Linked DNA regions of Homo sapiens: region 1 is linked to region 2. A link is an interaction called in ENCODE POLR2A ChIA-PET data of the cell type or tissue named here. Cell type or tissue: Caco-2. All regions are shown on one strand. Links, peaks and the distances in the headings refer to the core of each region. The heading gives the core; the rest is flanking DNA.

What was found. ChIA-PET counts read pairs that join two places held together with the same protein. Peaks named below come from ENCODE experiments on the same cell type or tissue, not always from the same donor. Only the 100,000 strongest peaks of a DNase experiment are listed, where the experiment ranks them.
Region 1: POLR2A ChIA-PET joins it to region 2 with 5 read pairs; 2 of 35 experiments call an interaction of 5 or more read pairs at or near these places.

Annotation. Positions count from the first base shown.
Region 1 is chr4:54,713,067-54,716,667 of GRCh38, reverse strand. All of the region lies in intron 7 of KIT (KIT proto-oncogene, receptor tyrosine kinase), which reads right to left. Among named protein-coding and RNA genes, the nearest start is that of KIT, 57 kb to the right of the region's middle. In Caco-2, for the core only: no CTCF peak of the experiment used is centred there; no DNase peak of the experiment used is centred there.
Region 2 is chr4:54,606,136-54,609,736 of GRCh38, reverse strand. It overlaps LINC02260 (long intergenic non-protein coding RNA 2260), which reads left to right and starts at 2,606. Exons shown (of 2, transcript NR_134657.1): 1 at 2,606-2,854. In Caco-2, for the core only: no CTCF peak of the experiment used is centred there; a DNase peak (open chromatin) is centred at 2,016.

The sequences.
Region 1 (3,601 bases), core at 483-2,982, 110 kb before region 2:
GCATCAGGCATGGGCTAGAGAAATTATAAAAGATCCATACACTGAGATGCCAAAATGATGTTATAGAAAGATATTCACAATGCTTTTGTTGTGCAGCACCAAAAATCCAGGTTATAAAGCAATATGACTTCATTTTTATTTAAAAAAAAATTAATGGTCTGGAGGAATGTATAATAAAGAATATTAGTAATGGTAACCTATAAAAAGTAAATAAACATAAAAAGTAAAAATAAAACTTGATTTTTATTTTTGCTTATTTACATTTTCTAATTGTTCTACCCTTCACATAATGCTTTTGTAATGAGAAAAAATTGTTTTAATTTAAAAACATGCAGCATACAAATGTTCACACAAACGAAGCTATGTTCCAGTTACTGTTGCAGCCTTAGAGCAAACTCTCAAAAGCAAGTAAATAAATCAGAAAGGAGTTCTATTCGGCACTTTATTTAACGTTTAAAATTTACAATTATTTACTATAAGAGGAAGTCACGCTAATAGTATCCACCTAATGGGGAAAACACTGAAAAGCAAAGACTTTCAAGCAAAAATTAACAGCAAGTCTTCAAATTTGTGGCCTCTAACACAAGTATGGTTTGGACGCGCATGTGTTTGAAAGGTCCTACTATTTTTTTAAAAAATGGAAAGAAAAAGCTAATAGGTTAAGTGGTGGGAAGACATTGCCATCTTCCAAAAAAGTTGAAGTTCTAGTAACTTTGCTCTGTTTTGTGAGGATCTTCCTGAAGGGCACAGTGGCCTTAAGGACCAAATCTGAGCAGTCCTTGCAGGCAAGACTGCCGTTATTATTTTACTCTGGATAAAGGTAGTTGGAGATTCCAGCCAGGTGGGTGACCCAGAGAGCTGGCAAACAGGTGAAGCCATCTATATGGCTGGCTTTCACGGGTCTATGATACAGTTTGAATATTTGTCCCCTTCAAATCTCATGTTTAAAAACTGATCCTGAATACTGGAGGTGGGGCCTGATGGGAGGTGTCTGGGTCATGGGGACAGATCTTTCATGATTAGCCTGGTGCTGTACTAGAGGTAATGAGTGACTCCTCACACTATTAGCTCCCTCGAGATCCGATTTTTAAAAACAACCTGGCACCCTTCTTCTCCTCTCTCTCTTTCCTCCTCTCTTGCCATGTGATGCCTGTTCCCCTTCCGCTTCCACCATGAGTGGAAGCTTCCTGAAGCCCTCACCAGAAGCAGGTGTTTCTTACAGCCTGCAGAAATGTGAGCCAAATAAATCTCTTTTCTTTATAAATCACCCAGCCCCGGGCATTTTTTTTTTTTTTTTTTAACAGCAACACAAATGCACTGATAGTCTACCTGGGATCATTTCTGGTTGGCTGGCCAAAAGCTAGATGGCTATGTGCTTTATCTGCAGGAGCTTCTCCCTAGAATTGGTTCCACCATCCATAACTGGATTTAACTGTGAACCAAAAATACTAAAAGGTAGCCCAGACTTTGCATACTTGGTCAAAGGGGATCTTTCTCATCGAGAAGCCTTATTCTGGGTGATTTATTGCTTTGGCTGATTTTGGTATACTGTATGACCTATAAATAATTGCTAACAACAGGTAGGATGTTAATTATATGATGCAGTGATTTGGAAATAATACATTATTTAACATTTCCTTAAATTGTTTCTCAACCCCCTGTTAATACCCTTCCATAAATGGAGTGAAATTGGTGACTTCTGAGTTAATTTGGTGCACTTCAGCAGTCACTTGGGCTTCCAATCTAGCTCAACATTAAAGGCATCCTATGTAAGGCTAATGATCAAAGGGAGCCCTTCAGTTCTCAATGTCTGCCTCCCCGTCACCACCACGTGAGGATCACAGTACTCCCACCGCACTGGCTGAAGCTCGTCATTAAAGGATAAGCTTTCAAAATGGGAGCGGGATCTATTTATGATCCGTAAATACCGTTTGCCACATATTTTAAATGCATAATACCGCCCTGGAAATGCTACCAGATCATGTTTTGAACTATCCACTTTAAGGTTACAGGATCTTCTTAAAATTATTCCAAAGGTTTGAAAAACAACTGGTTTATCATATCAACCATAATTTATTTCTACAATTATGTAAATTATTTCAGGATTCACATGGGTATTTAAAATTGAAGCCAAAATAAACCTACAAAATATTTACTTTACTGATTATCCTTTAAGTCCACTATAAAGTTTGTTATTTATTCAAGAAATACTAGATGGAGTGGGGAAAAAAGCCAAATGGATATATTAGGATTAAAGTGCATATTTGGCCTTTTATTTGTCCTGGATCTGGCAAAAAAAAACCTCATTGTGTGACATTTAATATAACCAAAGAGGCCATCAGTTCCTAAATAAGTAGCATAAGCTACCCATAGCATCTTGGCAATGTCATTTTTTTCTAATATTTCCAAGAGTTTTGGAAAGGTTAATGTCTATTAAGAAAGCACTTTGAGGTAAGGTTTCAAAACTCTACTTTTTTCCTGATTTTCATTTCCAAGAAAAACAAATCACCATTTTCGCTGAAGGATATCAAACATTTCAGATCTAAGAATTTGATGTCCATACACATCTTGGATAAGCAATTCCAAAAGTTAATTAGAGTAATGCAAATTCAATGCAGATATAATCACTAATTTTTGGTTTTGCTTTGTTTTTTAATGAAAATTCCTATCAGTTTCCACTAGAAGTTCTACTCAAAGATGGCAACCATGTTATAATGGCTCTTGGCCATTATAAACCACCTTAAATGTCACTGAGTCAGTTTAATAGGCCCATGTAAATCATGGCTTGATTAGAGAGGTTAGAAACAGTATTAGAACATTTTCAAGCTTAACATGTTATATACGTGTTTTCTTAACACAAATTGTCAGAGCACAATATTTTTTAAAAGTCTACCATATAAGCAATTAAAACATGCCCCTTCCCCACATTCACTATACTGAAATTTACATGTGGAATTTTCAAAACAAATAGATTTTTCAACCGCCAAATATTTAACCATGCCAAATCAAGGATTTTCAATAGCATTTCTTGCAGATGAATCTATTAAGCAATTACGCATTAGTGTCACAGAGTAAAAGTAGGCTGAATTTCTGCACTAACAAACACTATGCATTCATTATTCTGATTTTTATCAATTCTGATTTTTGCAGAACACAATCCCTTTTGTCCTTGAGGCTCAGCTTATTTACAAAATAAACCATACAGTACACCTACATATGTAACTGGCTCAGCTAAAATGATGTCAAAAAGGCCACAACTATTCTAAGTTTAAAATTGTAGAATTATTTTAGCTTTTGATTTTAAAATTTAACATGAAAAAAATCCTACCTCACGAGCTAAGCAATGAGGATGCAAAATCATGAGAATGACAGAATGAACTTTGGGGACCTAGGAAGAAGGGTGGGAGGGGGGTGAGGGATAAAGACTATACACGGGTATAGTGTACACTGCTTGGGTGACAGGTGCACCAAAATCTCAGAAATCACCATAAAAGAACTTATCTATGTAACTAAAACCCATCTGTTCCCCAAAAACTATTGAAATAAAATTTTTAAAAATACTACCACATAATAATGTTAACTAGATTTTTTTTCAATTAAA
Region 2 (3,601 bases), core at 557-3,056:
TTCCTAAACATCAAAAACAACCTGAAACAAATGAACCTGACTCTATGTCAAATTGGTGGCTAAATCAAAGAGTAGAGAATTACTTCAAGGAGGGTGATCAACCCTCCTGGTTTGCCTGGAACTATCCAGGTTTACAGTTGGCCACCCCAACAGGTGATTATAAAACCTACATTTTGGCTGTACATCCTGAGTAAGACATATTCTAGGGACAAATAAAAACCACAAAGAAATATTTAACTACGTTCAGTGTTTTATTGCTGTATTGTATTGTAAGACCATTATAGTATACCTATAGTATAAGTACAGTAAAGTATAAGATAAATATATAATTAAGGTGGTTAGGAACCAAGGTTTCCATATATAGGAAAAAGGATAAAATTAAAGAAATTATGTAAATCTTGTAAATGCCAGCATGAACTCAGGATTTGATGCAAATGTCCTACCTTTGCCCACTGAAAAGCCTGAAATTAATGATGACTCTGTAGCAAGGAACAACTCTAGCTCTTAGATTGCAGCCTGTAAATACCAACCTCCCTTTAAAAAGAGTCAAAGATCACTAAAGAAATGACTGATTTCAGATCTGGGGGCAGAAATGTACAAGATGAAACTAAGCTATCTAATTGTGCCCAAAGCAAGGAAGCAATCAAAGATTGATAAAGTCATGACAAAAGAGCACTGGATTCATCTTGAAGGGGCTTACATTGGCCTGAAATGAGACATTTGAGCATCAAAAGGAATAATGACTGCCATGGATTGAAAACTTTAACTATATAAAAATTATAAGCTCATCCGAAGCAATCAAAAACAAATGTCTTTGGTAACTCCCTAGGGCAACAAATCATTACTTTGAAAATAAAGGGACAGAATCAATTTCTTTTTTTCCTGCTTTTCCTGTATAAATTTTATTTCAGGGTAACCAGATAGTTGACAAGAAGAAATTCTTTTTTATAGAAGTATTACAGTTAATAAAATTGAAATAAGTAATTGAATTAGAAAATCAACATTTTGGAATCTCTAATGAAAAACAGATTTGGGCAATCATTGTCAACAATTGCCAAAACCACAAAATAAAAAGTTAACAGGAAACTGTGTAGTGGATGGATCAGGCTAATATCACCTGAGCCCACTGATCAATCTTTTAAAAAAAGTAAAACAATCTCAAATATACAGAAAAGTTGCAAGTACAATACAATGCCTTTTTTGGTCCTTAAGAGAAATTTGTCCACATGATACCCCACCAATCCTAAACACTTTAGTGTTTATTTCCCACAAACAAGGACCTAATCCCAGTAAACCACAGCACAACCATCAAAATCAGAAAATTAATATTACTATATTAGTGTCAAGAACTGAGAAGGGTCTGAGTTTGTCTTCTACTTTCAAACTGATGTTAGTCTATTGTAGTTGCATGGATGCTGGCAGAAGTCATGAGATTCCTGGGTCAGAGACAAAGCACTTTATTGCTCATTACACAGCAAGTGGCATGAACAGCCTATCTGTGTCAGGTCTCCTTGCCTCCAAATTCCATCCAGGCAATATGAAAAGCTCCAGATCTTTGTACTTACACATAGAGAACTGCCTTACAGGAGAAAAACCCTGAGCTTAGGGAACCCATCGTTTATTTATTTATTATTTTTAAACTTTTATTTTAGGTTTAGGCATACACGTGCAGGTTGGTTATATAGGTAAACTGGCGTCACAGGAGTTCGTTGTACAGATTATTTTGTCACCTGGGTACTAAGCCTAGCACTCAATAGTTATTTTTTTTCTGATCCTCTCCCTCCTCCTACCCTCAACTGTCAAGTAGGCCCCAGTGTCTGTTGTTCTTCTCTTTGTGTCCATGAGTTCTCATCACTTAGCTCCCACTTACAGGTGAGAACATGCAGCTTTTGGTTTTCTGTTCCTGCATTAGTTTGCTAAGGATAATGGCCTCCAGCTCCATCCAAGGGAACCTATCTTTTATAATGGGCAGTAAGCATACCTGCCCTTTGATCTGGAGAGAGGGAGACATTGTTTCTATCTTGTAAGACTGAAAGCCAACTTGCCCTTTGCTCCAGAGAGAGACCCTATCTCTGTCTTCTAAGGCTGTTTGCTATCCAAACATTCTTGCAAAGCTAATCTGGAACAAAGAGAAGAGAGTACCTCTGTGAGATGTGCACAAATGTGAGAGAACCACAGGTAACTGTCTCCTAATACTGCAGTACTGGTAGCAGTTTTCTTAATTTTAGGCTTCCTAGAGGAAGTTGTATCTAATGGGAGTCATTTTTGAAAAAGGGTTAGCTAACAGATATTTGGGGATAGGAGATACAGGAAGCGAGTATTTTAGACAGAGGAAACAGCATGGAAAAGAAAAGCCCAGGAGGCTTTGGAGGCTGGGGAGGAGGAGGAGGCTTCAGCTGAGGTCAAAGAAGCAGGTTTATTTTGAAGGGTCTTGTAAGCCTCGAGCTGCTGTTGGTACTTGATCCTGAGTCCTTGAAATGGTTTAAGCTGGGGAGTGGCATGATCAAATGTGTGCTTTAAAAAGGCCACTTGGGCTGCAGCTGCAAGTGGACTGGATTCAGCCCAAGGTTAATTTTTTCTGCTTGGTTTCCTGTAATCAGGTTCAGGGAGATGGGGATGCATGTATTGAAATTCTGCCACATGGTAGATGGGGCTGTCTTTGAAGATGAACATATTTGAGGTCAATCTCACTGCCCCTCCTCCAATCTCACCCTCCAGCGTTTTGATCCAAGTGCCCACAGTTCTGATGAATGTCAAAGGCAAGCTTGAGGAGGGAAGAGGAAATGATTAGTCCTTTACACTCCAGGTCAATTTACTAAGGATGAATTCTCCAAATGATCAGCCGGATTTTCAAGTAAGTTCTCCTTGTTTGTCAATTTACCTATTTCTTTTTAACTGTTCATAATGTTTATATTAATTTGTTTCGGATGGAATTATTTTTAGCAGATATTAAAGATTTTCATGCAATATTAATTGATAAATTTGAAGATTTACTTTGGTTTAGTTTTCATTTGAACTTAGTTCTAGTTTATTCTAGCTGTTTTTCTGCGACCAAATTTCAATATATTCCAGATTTTTCTATATTTTGGGTCAATGACTTTGGGGAGTGAAAGTTTCATTGTTATTTCAAATGCATGCATTTTGGAAGACAAAGATTTAGAAATGGTAGAGCAGGTTTCTCTCTTCCAATACTTTTCATTCCAGTTCATTGCCTTTTGTGTATCACTTAATTCACAGATTTGTTAATCAGCTAGTTCAAATAAATATTTTGCCTGTATTTCAAGCACTTGAGAAGGGATTAGTGTCTGAAATGTGATCACTCACAAAATTGAAATTCAGTTGAGTTGGATTGACAAATCTGTTACAAAGCAGCTGGGGTGAACCAGCTGAGCACAACTAAAACTAAAACTAAACTCTAACTTCAGCAGCAAGCAGAAAACCTGTAAAGGCATTAGAAACCATTTCACATAACTAATTTGCTATTAAGTTTTTTTTTTTTTGAGGTGGAGTCTTGCTCTGTTGCCCAGGCTGGAGTGCAGTGGCACGATCTTGGCTCACTGCAACTTCTGCCTCCCAGATTCATTCCATTCTCCTGTCTCAG